Regions from separate parts of the Homo sapiens genome. Here region 1 is linked to region 2. Evidence: chromatin contacts called from ENCODE Hi-C or POLR2A ChIA-PET data. All regions are on one chromosome and are shown on one strand. Each heading gives the region's core, a stretch centred on a gene start or an enhancer-like site at or near the end of the contact. The rest is flanking DNA. Distances are from core to core; before and after follow the strand shown. Region 1 overlaps SLC31A1 (solute carrier family 31 member 1). Region 2 overlaps RGS3 (regulator of G protein signaling 3).

Region 1 (3,128 bases), core at 183-2,682, 280 kb after region 2:
AAAATTAGCTGGACGTAGCGGTAGGTGCCTATAATCCCAGCTACTCAGGAACCCGGGAGGCAGAGGTTGCAGTGAGCCAAGATCACGCCACTGTACTCCAGCCTGGGTGACAGAGCAAGACTCAGTCTCAAAAAATAAAAAAAAAAAGTCAAACAAAAAGACAAATATTGCATGTTCTCAGTCATAAGTGGGAGCCAAAAAAGTTGATCCTACGGAGGTAGAGAGTAGAACAGTCACCAGAGGCTGGGAAGGGTGTATATGTGTGTACTCAAGGTGGGGTGAGGGTGGGATTGAAGACAGATGGGTTAACAGAACAAATAGATGCTTAGATAGAAGGAGTAAGTTCTAGTGTTTGACAGCACAGAAGGGTGACTATAGTCAACAACAATACACTGTATATTTCAAAATAATTAGAAGATTTGAAATGTTCCCAATACAAAGAAATGATAAATGCTGAAGGTGATGGATATCCTAAATACCCTGATTTGATCATTATACATTGTGCAATTATTAATTATTGTGCCCATAAATATGTGCAATTATTATGTATCAGTAATAAAGAAAAGAAAGCCAAGATTCAACCAGGAACTAAAATAATGCATTTGTTTATTTTGAAATTCCAAAAAGGTCACAGAGTTAGCCCAGTCTCACATAAAATTTGCACAGACCACCACCTAATAATCAAAGAACTTGGGGGTTAACACTGAATTTAATACCAAATCACTCGTCTTTGGGATTTGAGAGAGGTTTTCTAACGCACTGTGTAAGTAAAATCTCTAAATCCCAGAGGGAGGGGAAATTAAATATTTTTGTAGTTTTATTTTTGTAGACTAGTTGTGAAATACAGGGATTGAACTACCAGAAAGACAGACCTCAAACAGGAAGTACACCGTTTTGCTGAGACTTTTACATTTGTTCCCAGCTGACCTCTCCAGGGTTTGTCAACTGTCTTTCTGAGATTGGGATTCGATCTGAGATCCTGAATAGCCCACCAAAAACAAAAAAACACAAGGAGGAAGCTGTGGGTAGAAAAGATATTTCCCCTTTCTTTATTATGGCAGCTATTCAAATACACAAGGAGATCTACTCATTCTCTAACCGGTAAAACTGTACCTACTGGTTGTGGGCCCTTTGGCAAATTACTTAATATCTTCTTGCCTCAGCTCTAAAATTGGGAAAATAAAACTAACCTATTTCATAGGATTGTTTTAAAGAATTATTAGCAGGAGTTCACTGAGGCCACAGCACAGTGGTTAAGAGGGTAAGTTAGTTTCCTCTAAACTAAGGATGTTTATAGCAACTACCTCTTGACAGTATACACTTAAACACTTACTTAAGCACAGTGTCTAAACACAGGAAGTTCTTGATAAATACTCATTTTTACTTCTCAATCTACTGTTCTCTCTATATATGGTATAAGTGCAATTCCTCAAATCCTTGATTTGTCCACCAACTACCCCATAGCTAACACTTCTTCCTTATGTCTGCTGTTCTTTTTTTTTTGAGACAGAGTTTCACTCTCGTCACCCAGGCTGGAGTGCAGTGGTGCGATCTCGGCTCACTGCAACCTCCACCTCCTGGGTTCAAGTGATTGTCCTGCCTCAGCCTACCAAGTGGCTGGGATTATGGGTGCCCGCCACCACACCTGACTAGTTTTTTTTTTTTTTTTTTAATTTTTAGTAGAGATGGGGTTTCACCATGTTGGCCAGGCTGGTCTCAAACTCCTGACCTCAGGTGATCCACACGCCTTAGCCTCCCAAAGTGCTGAGATTACCAGTGTAAGCCACCGTGCCTGGCCATCTCTGCTGTTCTTGATTTGGGAGCTTGCAGGGGTGTGCAAATGAATCTAACCCATTTAAATTTACCGACAGAGATGGCCTTTATCTATGTTGAATCAGGTGGTCAGTCATTTTTTTCAATTTGATTCCCATCTGTATCACATTTTCTTTGAAATGTTTTAAAGTTTCTGGCTTCTTTCTCCCTGTTTTCTGACTATAAATAATGCTTCTTCATATTCCTATGATAATTTCACTAGGATTTTGGGAAGGAAAAGAGATGAGTTCAAAACGCCATCTTGAAATGGAAATAATGATACATTATACTAGGTTTTTGTCCATCTTTTCTATGTTCCAATTTTGTAAGAGTAGTAGCAATTCTAAGCTATAACATAGAACCATGTATTCTGTGGTATTGCTAAAAACATAACGAAGGAACTGTTTTCAGGGCTACTTTCTAGAAAGTTTGTAAGCTTTTACAAGTTGCCCAAATAATAGGAAGAAGTCCAGTGAGGCACCTAGTTTCAACTACCCAGCAGCAATTTTCCCTGGGAATATGGCATTGAAGAAAACATTTGGAAAGGTAGGACTGCCTAAGTGAGCTGCATGTTAGACCATATAATTCTGTTATCTGTAACTTTACAGGAGTTATAGTCCACATGTGGGCCTGGCTATCGCCTATCCCAGAGTTTATCAGAACTCTTCCACAGAGATACTATGAGTACTTAACGTATGGCCCATAGACAAGTTTTTAAAATCTAAAATAAAAAAAAATCAACACTAATCAAACTCTATCTTCTAAATGTCCAATAAGCTAGAGTTCATATTCATCTAATATTCACTTTGATCTTGATGATTTCATACACATAAAATGGAATTCATGTGAATAAAAAGATACATGTGTATTTTGAATTATACATTCCAATGCTGTTCCTACCAGGTGTGCCTAACTCCACAGCTACCACTAATGCATAACTAAATAAATAATTTCCCCATTTTTTTTTTTTTTGAGACAAGATCATATTCTGTTGTCCCGGCTGGAGTGCAGTAGCATGATTACAGCTCACTGCGGCCTACACCTCCTGGGCTCAAGTGATCCTCCCACCTCAGCCTCCAGAGTAGCTGGGAACATAGGTACATACCATTATGCTCAGCTAATTTTAAAACTTTTTGTAGAGAAGGGGTCTCCCTATGTTGCCCAGGCTGGTCTTGAACTCCAGCCCTTAAGTGATTCTTCTGCCTCAGTCTCCCAAAATGCTCGGATTACAGGTGTAAGCCACCGTACCCGGCCCCCAATTTTTAAGCGCAACACAAAGAATGGCAGCAGGAGCCAGAAAGATAGGTGTGTGTGCG
Region 2 (3,117 bases), core at 588-3,087:
CATGGGGGTGCTGCAAGAGCTAATTGGGGTCAAGTATGTAAAATGCATACACAATGAGGATACACAATAAGTGCTCAATGTTTGCAGATTCAAGGGTAAGTGGACAAACAGAAGAGTGAATTTAGACTTATGTATATGTTTCAGGGTGGCTGCCATCTCTAACTGGCTTCTTATGAGTCTGTGAATTTATGGCCACACCTCAATTTCTGACCCTTGGATGCCAGACTTAGGTCCACCACACTCTCATTCACCAAACATAGCTCTAAGTGACTTCTCATCCCTAAAACTTAAATCCCTCCCAACAGATGAAGTTTTACTCCCACTGAGACAATTCAGAAGATATGCAAAGATTGTTAAGTTCCCAAAGTTTGCAAAGTTCCCAAGAGGAGGTTCGGAAAAGAGGAGGTCCAGAAATACAGTAGGCAACAGCGAGCGGTGGAAGGGAGCATGCAGTCCCCCAGGGCACTCCCTTGAAAAAGATAATGTACATTTGGAATAGATGAGTTCCAGTCCAGTCTGCTTACTTAAAAAACAAACCAACCTCCTGCTTCAGCCACAGTCACACATAGTGTCCCAGAAGGCTGAGGTTTAAAGCGTCCTTACAGACCAACCTCTGACCCTGCCCTTACTGCCTCAAATACACACATACCTACTGCTCAGATGGAAAGACTGAGGAAGAAGGAAGAAATCACATGTGAGCCAGCAGCAGACCTGGGTCTCGATACAAACTTCCTGTCTCCAAGTTTCCTGATCTTTCCACTACCCCAAGCTGCCACTCGACTCAGCCAAGGCAGCTCTACATTGGGGCCTGATCTGCAAAGAGCCTGCTACCCTCACCCCATGGCCCCAGGTAGCCAGGGCAGAGCCCAGGGCTCCAACTTCTGTACCCAAGTAGTTTAAGCTCAGAGACTGAACTGACCAGCTCTGGGGTTGTGTAGATGAATGAAGTTCTCCCAATTAGAGAAAAGCATCCCAGGCCAGCTCCCAGGAAGGGTGACACAGGTCCCATGTCAGCACCCCACAGGCAGAGCTACAACCCAGGCGAAATCATAGACTCGTCTCTCAGAAGAGGACATGGGATTTGGGTTAAAACAGGCCCAGAAAACTCAGGTAAACTGATGCTGGTCTAAAAATTCACTTTGGCTAATAGCTTTACTCTTCCTGCCACCAAAGTCACTCCCCACAGCCAGGGTAAATTGCCATCTCTTCTGCTCCTGAGAGGAAGGTGGGATAAACAATGGGGTGTCTTTAGGGGCTGGGGAAACTTTCTAACCATCAAAGAAGGATTCGACAGCTTTTGAAAGGAGATGTACAAGAAAAAGCTGGGTAGCCTTTGCTAGGGAGAGTGGCGGGGTCCTTCTCAGGTCTCCCCTACCCTGAGAATGTACAATTCTAAGATACTCAGGAAGAGACCAAAGTGAGGGGCCTGGAGAATGCCAATGAAGCCCACCCAGAAAGCCCCCTAAAAAATGCAGGTGAAAGTCTTACCTCGGCAGCCTTGTTCCTCCCTTCATACAGCAGCAGCTCCTCTGACAGCAGGAGGGTCCGGGCAGGATTACAGAGATCTAGAGGCTGGAAATAAAGCAGGCTGAGTGGGCAGTTCAAAAAGAGGCTGGGTGAGGACCCGGGGGGAGGAAGCAGCAGCTTGTCAAAGCCAGCCACAGAGAACCCTCTGACCCAGAGAAGACTGTCAGCCCGCCACCGACCCGAGAACCCACACACCCCCTCATACATAAGATGGAAACAGAAAGAGAGACGCTGCTGTCCTGTGGAACTGTTGCTGCCACCTTCCCCATCAACCCTCACCGTGAGAGCTACACTCATTGACAGGAAGTCTAACCACAGGCTTAGGCCCTCTGCAGTCCTCAGCCCCAGCTCTCACCCCCCACTGCACTGGGCTCCTGGGCCCTCCCAGCCCCCGCCATCCCCCATCTATCCTGTTCATGCCTCACAGGACCAAGAGGCATCCTGAGAGCCACATGCCAAGAGATTTGGTCACTTGAGTCCCTTCAAAGCCAGGCCAGTCCCTGCTCTGCACTCATAGCACACTTGAACTGTCTCCTTCTCAGGCAATCCCCCAAGGGTCAATTATCACCCAAACCTCTCACCCTACTCCCTCACCTTGCCCAGCCCAGCCCAGAGGAAGCTCCCTAAGCTCTGGATTACCCAGCAGGACTTGTCCTTATGACTGTATATTTCTAATATGGCTTCTAAGTACATGACATCAAGCAAGGTGCTTAAAGAAAGATCATGAAACAAATAGCAAGCTGGACCTGAAATCCCAGCTACTTGGGAGGCTGAGGTGGAAGGATCATTTGAGGCCAGGAGCTTGAGGTTACAGTGAGCTGTGATCATACCACTGCACTCCAGCCTGGGGGACACAGCGAGAGACTGTCTCTTAAATAGAAGTAGTTTCTTATACAAATATTAAAATGAACATGAAAATTAGACACAGGCCGCATGTGGTGGCTCATGCCTGTAATCCCAGCACTTTGGAAGGCCGAGGCGGGTGGATCACCTGAGGTCAGGAGTTCGAGACCAGCCTGGCCAACATGGTAAAACCCCGTCTCTACTAAAAATACAAAAAACTAGCCAGGCATGGTCGTGGGCACCTGTAATCCCAGCTACTTGGGAGGCTAAGGCAGGAGAATTGCTTGAACCTGGGAGGTGGAGGTTGCAGTGAGCCGAGATCGCACCCTTGCACTCCGGCCTGGGCAAAAAGAGTGAAACTCCATCTCAAAAAAAAAAAAAGAAAAAGAAAGAAAATTAGACATTGTAGATGCCAAGAACTTTGTGTCACATGCTAAGAAAGAGAAGAGACCCACAGAAAGGCTAAGGCCAGGCCCTGCTGACAGAGCTGTCTAAGGGGAGGCGTGTGAGCTCCCAGAGATGTGTTGCATCCTAACAAAGTGTGCCTACTGGACAGTGACAGGCTCAGACTGGGATGCCAGGGAGACCAGAGAGGCACAGGCAGAAATGAAGCCCGTGGGGCCAAGTCATGTCTATGCTGCTGATAAGACGATAAACCATTAGAATCTTCCTGCAAAGCAATTTGTCAATATGTGTAAAGAGCCTTTAAAATGTTTATGACCCATGACCCAGTCATTTCCCTTTCAG

The links. Hi-C counts contacts between places; a loop is a spot of excess contacts on that map. ChIA-PET counts read pairs that join two places held with the same protein, here RNA polymerase II (POLR2A). Pooled maps may share reads with other maps.
Region 1: a pooled map shows a loop between it and region 2 (1.9-fold over the local background). The contact joins two enhancer-like sites. A Hi-C loop is called at or near these places in 3 of 168 maps with a recorded cell type or tissue (CD8-positive, alpha-beta T cell, naive thymus-derived CD4-positive, alpha-beta T cell and natural killer cell), 19 of 37 single-sample maps with no recorded cell type and 12 of 50 pooled maps. POLR2A ChIA-PET finds 5 or more read pairs at or near these places in 4 of 52 experiments (T-cell, activated CD8-positive, alpha-beta memory T cell, activated T-cell and 1 more).

The regions. Positions count from the first base shown.
Region 1 is chr9:113,231,220-113,234,347 of GRCh38, reverse strand. The region is part of intron 1 of SLC31A1 (solute carrier family 31 member 1); the gene reads right to left. Among named protein-coding and RNA genes, the nearest start is that of SLC31A1, 11 kb to the right of the region's middle. Within about 2 kb of position 1,432, at least 7 of the 41 ENCODE cell types and tissues checked have a DNase peak (open chromatin) inside an H3K27ac peak, as active enhancers do; they include CD8-positive, alpha-beta T cell and natural killer cell, where a contact is called at or near this core.
Region 2 is chr9:113,515,996-113,519,112 of GRCh38, reverse strand. It overlaps RGS3 (regulator of G protein signaling 3), which reads right to left. Exons shown (of 23, transcript NM_001394167.1): 14 at 1,489-1,572. Among named protein-coding and RNA genes, the nearest start is that of RGS3, 54 kb to the right of the region's middle. RefSeq lists enhancers at 648-937, 1,339-1,468, 1,629-1,878. Within about 2 kb of position 1,837, at least 10 of the 41 ENCODE cell types and tissues checked have a DNase peak (open chromatin) inside an H3K27ac peak, as active enhancers do; they include CD8-positive, alpha-beta T cell and natural killer cell, where a contact is called at or near this core.